2 separate regions of the Homo sapiens genome follow, and region 1 is linked to region 2. Evidence: read pairs that join two places in POLR2A ChIA-PET (ENCODE). Cell type or tissue: GM12878. All regions are shown on one strand. Each heading gives the region's core, and the rest is flanking DNA. Links, peaks and the distances in the headings are about the cores only. Region 1 overlaps BCL2L1 (BCL2 like 1). Region 2 overlaps DUSP15 (dual specificity phosphatase 15).

Evidence for each region. ChIA-PET counts read pairs that join two places held together with the same protein. Peaks named below come from ENCODE experiments on the same cell type or tissue, not always from the same donor. Only the 100,000 strongest peaks of a DNase experiment are listed, where the experiment ranks them.
Region 1: POLR2A ChIA-PET joins it to region 2 with 11 read pairs; 1 of 35 experiments calls an interaction of 5 or more read pairs at or near these places.

What each region holds. Positions count from the first base shown.
Region 1 is chr20:31,684,236-31,687,138 of GRCh38, forward strand. The region is part of intron 2 of BCL2L1 (BCL2 like 1); the gene reads right to left. It overlaps BCL2L1-AS1 (BCL2L1 antisense RNA 1), which reads left to right. Exons shown (of 4, transcript NR_187576.1): 3 at 1,971-2,149. Among named protein-coding and RNA genes, the nearest start is that of BCL2L1-AS1, 11 kb to the left of the region's middle. In GM12878, for the core only: no CTCF peak of the experiment used is centred there; DNase peaks (open chromatin) are centred at 619 and 1,311; H3K4me3 peaks cover 1,098 bases; H3K27ac peaks cover 1,920 bases.
Region 2 is chr20:31,867,461-31,870,358 of GRCh38, forward strand. DUSP15 (dual specificity phosphatase 15) reads right to left here. Exons shown (of 7, transcript NM_080611.5): 1 at 2,857-2,898; 2 at 2,104-2,137. The coding sequence starts at 2,877. Among named protein-coding and RNA genes, the nearest start is that of DUSP15, 1.6 kb to the right of the region's middle. RefSeq lists a silencer at 2,714-2,898. In GM12878, for the core only: no CTCF peak of the experiment used is centred there; no DNase peak of the experiment used is centred there; H3K4me3 peaks cover 327 bases; H3K27me3 peaks cover 259 bases.

The sequences.
Region 1 (2,903 bases), core at 149-2,648, 180 kb before region 2:
CAGAAAAGCCCTCCCTAGCAAGGCATAGAGCTAGCAGTTTTCCTGAAGAGAACAAAGGCCAAAGAGGCATGAGTGTGCCAGGCTGGGAGAGCCTCATGGGGCTGCACCGTGGGTGACAGGCACGTACAAACCTGTAAGTGAGGTCCACAGAGACCAGAGAGCTGAGAGCAGAAATGAAAACAGGATAGGTCCCAAAGGGTGGCAGCTTCAATCCGTAAACACCAGACAGGCGTGGGGTTCAGGTGTAGGTCTGGGGACCCAGCTGAGCCCAGGGGAAGGATGGGACCTCCCCAGTCTCCTCCGTCAGTGATGATTACTCTAAGGTGAGCTGAGCAGAAGCACCACCAATCCAGCTATAGTAACACCAGACATCAGACATTAAGGAGGGAAGAGCCAGATCTACCCTTCTCATCTCCACATTCCGGATGGTCTGTCTCCTCCCAAACCCACTCCACCCATATGAGCCCTCGGGGATCCAAACCCTATTAAGAAGGGACCATCCATTTCCCATCTTTGAGGGGCTTAGTGAACACGGCTACAGGTGCAGGGGTGAAGCTAGAGATGTTGTAACTGCCAAGCCAGCAATGCCTGACCTACATCTCCACGGTTGGTTGCATACAAAGAAAAATACCAGGGATTTCCGTTGGTGTTCACCACATGCAGCTGCCAAGGGAAGGCTGGGCCTTCTGAAGGCCTGTTGTGAATAGGGCAAGACAAGTGATAAGCTTGCTGGGATAGGCGAGAAGGCTGGCCTCTAAATTTACTGGCTCTGGGGACCTCCCTAGATTTTAGAGACTCTATATAATTTTTACCTGCTTTCTACCAAGGTCCTCCATTAAAGCTTTTTCTTCTTCTAGTATATTTTTATTAAGAATTGAGAAAGACAGCCAGGCGTGGTGGCTCACGCCTGTAATCCCAGCACTTTGGGAAGCCGAGGTGGGTGGATCACGAAGTCAGGAGATCAAGACCATCCTGGCTAACACGGTGAAACCCCGTCTACTAAAAATACAAAAAATTAGCCAGGCGTGGTGGCGGGTGTCTGTAGTCCCACCTACTCGGGAGGCTTAGGCAGGAGAATGGCGTGAACCCAGGAGGCGGAGCTTGCAGTGAGCTGAGATCGTGCCACTGCACTCCAGCCTGAGTGACAGAGCAAGACTCCATCTCAAAAAAAAAAAAAGAATTGAGAAAGAGAGAAAAAGAAGATTCTATTTGGAAAAATGTTCCCCAAACTAAACAGCTGTTCTTATTGTAAACCACTGGTATTTTCAGTGAGGCTCTAGTTCCGCACAGAAAAAAGGCAATTTGAAAGTTCCACATGGTCAGGTTCAAGAAACGTGAGCTTACTCCTGCTTTGTGGTGGCTCTATTTGGCTATGGTCCTGTCAATTAAGCACCACGGGCCTCACTTTTCTCATCTGAAAAGTGTGGAGGATGGATCAGATGATCTCTAAGGCTTTCTCTCCAGTTCCAAAGCACTAAGATCCTATCTCCGGGCCCTTTTTTTTTCCCCTCAAGGGAGCAGTGGAGTGTAAGGGAAAAGTAAGCTTTCTTGGCAGACAAAAGACTGAGTTCTAATCTCAGCAATGCCATTTATTAACTTACTGTGTAACAATGGCAACCCACTTCCCCTCTGGGGGCACCTCATTTTCTTCATATATAAACCAAAGACCCAAAAGTGCAGTGAACAGGTACTCTAGGAGGCCTTTGGCATTATTATTATGCCTCCCTTACATTGTTCACCCATTAGCATATCCTGGCCTCCCAAAGAACCTGTTCTTTACTTGACATTGCTCTGACTTGCAAACCCCTGTCCTTGAAAATTAACACGTTCCAAGAGCTATGCCATAGGAGCCCAAATAGCCTCTGGGTCCCCAACCCCCTTCTGATGTCAATAAAAAGATCACTGCTATTTATTCAATGTTTTGTATATGCCAGGCCCTCATGTGTGTTTAAAATTCTTATTTTATGAAGACATGGATGGTCACAAAGGTGAATTCACTTGCTCAAGATCCAACACACACAAAATGGAGGTGGTTCAAACCCAGGTGTGTCTGACTGCAGAGCCTGTGTTCTTCCCAGTAGAGATGTGGATGCAGCACAAATGGTAGAAAGGACCTGAGACTTAGTCAGAAGACCTCAGTTCACCCAAGGTAAGAGGAAAACCCTATTTACCTCCTCCTAGCATCGTCAGAGGTTCAATGAGATAATGTGTGAACACAAGGAAGCACTAGACAAACTTTAGTTAATGATCCTATGCTATTATTTTATGACTCCAGCCTGGGTTTCACCACATTTGCAAAGAGAGTGGAAGTAGCAAGCTGTAATATCTTAGAGATGTTACAGCCCCACTTCTCTGTTTTGTGTCCTACTCAGGCTTTCTTTTGTTCACATCTGGTCCATCCTTCTAGATTCCTGTTACTTGGACCCTCCAGGCCACCCAGCATGATACCCACAGTGTTCTCCCTGAAAGGCCATGGAGCGGAGGGAGTAAGGGGTAAATGGAAACCACAAGTCTTCTCTAAAACAGTGTGAAGTAGATAATCCAGACTTACCTTCCAGAAAGGGCCTCAAGCAATAAGAAAAAATAAAAAAAGGCAGAGAGAGCCAAGGGAAGCCCATGGAGACCATAGTTAAGTGAGGGCTTTTGAGTCCAATATATTGGACTTGTATTCTGTCTTTATTAGCATTCAACCTTAGGACTATAATTTAACTTACTTTACACTCAGTTTTCTAATCTGGACAATGAGGACAATAACATGTTTCCCAAGAAGGATTATTGTGAAGATTAAAAATACTACACTGGCCGAGTCTGGTGGCTCACACCTGTAATCCCAGAACTTTGGGAGGTCCAGGAGGGAGGATCATATGAAGTCAGGAGTTTGAGACCAACCTGGTCAAGACAAC
Region 2 (2,898 bases), core at 399-2,898:
GGAGGATGATGTTCTCTGCAGTCCTGCTTATATCACAAATAGTTTAAACATGGGAACAACCTGGTGTTCATTAAAAAGGGACTGGATGATTAATGGTGTAGGCATACTTTGGCACAGTGTGCCGCCATTAAAAAGAGTTCTATATGCTGATGTGCAATGATGCCCACAATGTTTTTTTTTTTTTTTTTTTTTTTTTTTTTTTGAGACGGAGTCTTGCTCTCTCTCCCAGGCTGGAGTCCAGTGGCGCGATCTCGGCTGACCACAAGCTCTGCCTCCCGGGTTCACGCCATTCTCCTGCCTCAGCCTCCGGAGTAGCTGGGACTACAGGCTCCCGCCACCACACCCGGCTAATTTTTTTGCATTTTTAGTAGAGACGGGGTTTCACCGTGTTAGCCAGGATGGTCTCGATCTCCTGACCTCGTGATCCGCCCGCCTTGGCCTCCCAAAGTGCTGGGATTACAGGCGTGAGCCATCGTGCCCGGCTGATGCCCACAATGTATTTTTAAGGATACAGAATAAGCTTCCACTTTTGTTTTAAATACTATGTCCTTATCTACAAAGATATATGAACAAGGATGTACCCAACAGTGGCCCTCTCTAGGGGCTGCATACCCAGCATATGCAGATCTTTTATATTCAGAATGAATAACACATGTCCCCTCTATCTCCACTTCCTCATTCGATGAGCATTTACCGAGTGCTAACCATGTGTATACTTTGGCTGGGCACTGGAGGTCTGGGGCCAGCTTCGTGGCTCCTGCCCTTATGGGGCCTGCACACTTACAGAGGGTTCAGACCTTACTTGGCCAAATACTCACAGAAATCAAGGTGGCATGAGCGGCTGAGGGAGCTCCCAGGAAGGAAGGGACCAGGATTTACAAGGGTGAAGCACCTGAGCCCCTCCCTCTCTAAAGCTTTTTCTGACTCTGCAGATGGAAATGATTTTCCCACTTTGAGTCACCCAAGCCCTGGATCAGTCTGCCCCTTAGCATGTTTTCTTTTCTTTTTTCTTTCTCTTTTTTTTTTTTTTTTTTTTTGAGACAGAGTCTCGCTCTGTTGCCCAGACTGGAGTGCAGTGGCACGATCTCGGCTGACTGCAACCCCCGCCTCCCGGGTTCAAGTGATTCTCCTGCCTCAGCCTCCCAAGTAGCTGGGATTACAGGCGCCTGCCATCGTGCCTGGCTGATTTTTGTATTTTTAGTAGAGACGGGGTTTCACTATGTTGGCCAGGCTGGTCTCGAACTCCTGACCTCAGGTGGTCTGCCCGCCTCCGCCTCCCAAAGTGCTGGGATTAAAGGCGTGAGCCACTGCGCCCAGCCCCCTTAGCATGGTTTCTACCCAGCATGTTTTCTACCCAAGGTCTATGTTCAGCTCTGCCTGCCTGCCACCAGCCTGGAAGCCCCTGAAGAACAAGGTATCTATACATGGGTGTCCCCTCCTCCTGACTGAAGATTGTGGAAGGAATGGATGAGAGAGTGGGGAATGCAAAGCTTGCCGGCTCACCGCCCCCCCAACTTCCAGCTCTAGGCTGCCCAGCTGCTCCAGGGCTCTGGGGTGCGACAGTGTTGGTGCTCATGACCCTGCTCACAAGAAGGCCCAGCCCATCTCCAGGGACCTCTCCTCTGACAAGGAGGAAGTTATGGGGGGAAGAGTTCCCAGCTTCCCCGCTAGAAGCAGCACCCGCAAACAGACCTCAACCCAGAACCTCAGGGCCAGAAGAGTGCTCAGCAGCTGGTGGACCTTTTGTGCTGAGGAGGAGGCTGAGGCTTAGCGCAGGTGTAGACTTGCTCAGGTCCACAGCCCAGGCCCCGAGCCCTTTGCTCTGGCCCTTTGGTCTGGTGGTAGAACACTGGGGAAGGCTGAATGGCGGGGAGGGATGTCAGTGTCAGGCCCCCATGCTCCCTCCATGTCCCTTCAAGCCTGGGGACACTCGCCTGCATGTGCACCCCTTGTCCTCCATCAGCCTTTTCCCCCTCCCAGCCTGGGGCCGCTTCCCTGCCCCCAACCCCATTCCTGAGATGCATGGGCCAGGGCATGAATGGTGGACACAGGCCTGAGACAGGCAGAGTGCCATGGCCTCGGGACAGAGTGGGCAGTGCTCACCAATGAAGTTTCCGAGGTAGAGTCCAGGAAGTACCTAGAGGAAGGACAGGCAAGGGTCAGTGGGGCAGGGGCTGCACCCCCTTCCACCCCCAGGGCAGCTGGGGGGCCCACAGCCCCTCTCTGTCCCATGAAGGGTATGGACCTCAGGGCTCAGGGAGCACTCTCTTCCCTTTTGTGGGCCCTGAGTCCTCTGTGAGAGGGGTCTGGGGCTCTGGGGAGGGTAGGCTAGGGGGCCAGTTAACCAACCGAGGGAACCAAGGGAGGCCAGCTTGGGTATGAGAGGGGAGAGGAGGAAGGCAGGTCTTAGGAGGAGAGGAGAGGAGAGAGGTAGACTTGCAGGGTGCAGGGATGGAAATTCTGGGGCTGGGGAGGCAGAAAGGCAATGACAGGCAGAGGCGGGACAGGATGGAGAAACAGCCCCGGAGAGAGCCGAGGAGTCAGCGACAAGGGAGAGGGACACATGCAGACGGAGAGCAGGACTCACTGGGAGACAGCCTGGGAGTGACAGCCACAGCAAGACAGCGAGAGACACACAGAGTCACGGAGAGAGGGCGGACACAGCGGGGACAGAGACGCAGGGTCAGAGAGGGGGAGACCCGACAGCCGCGGTCTCGAGTCACAGGGACACGGAGATGCCGCCGCACGGAGACCGGCGAGAACAGAAGGTCAGAGGCGGGCGGACCGAGCTGGTCAGCGCCGGGCCGCGGCGGCCGGGGCGGGGACCGGGGAGGCTGCGCGGGGCCCGCCCCCTACCTTGGTCATGCCATTGCCCATGATCCCGGGGGCGGCGGTCCG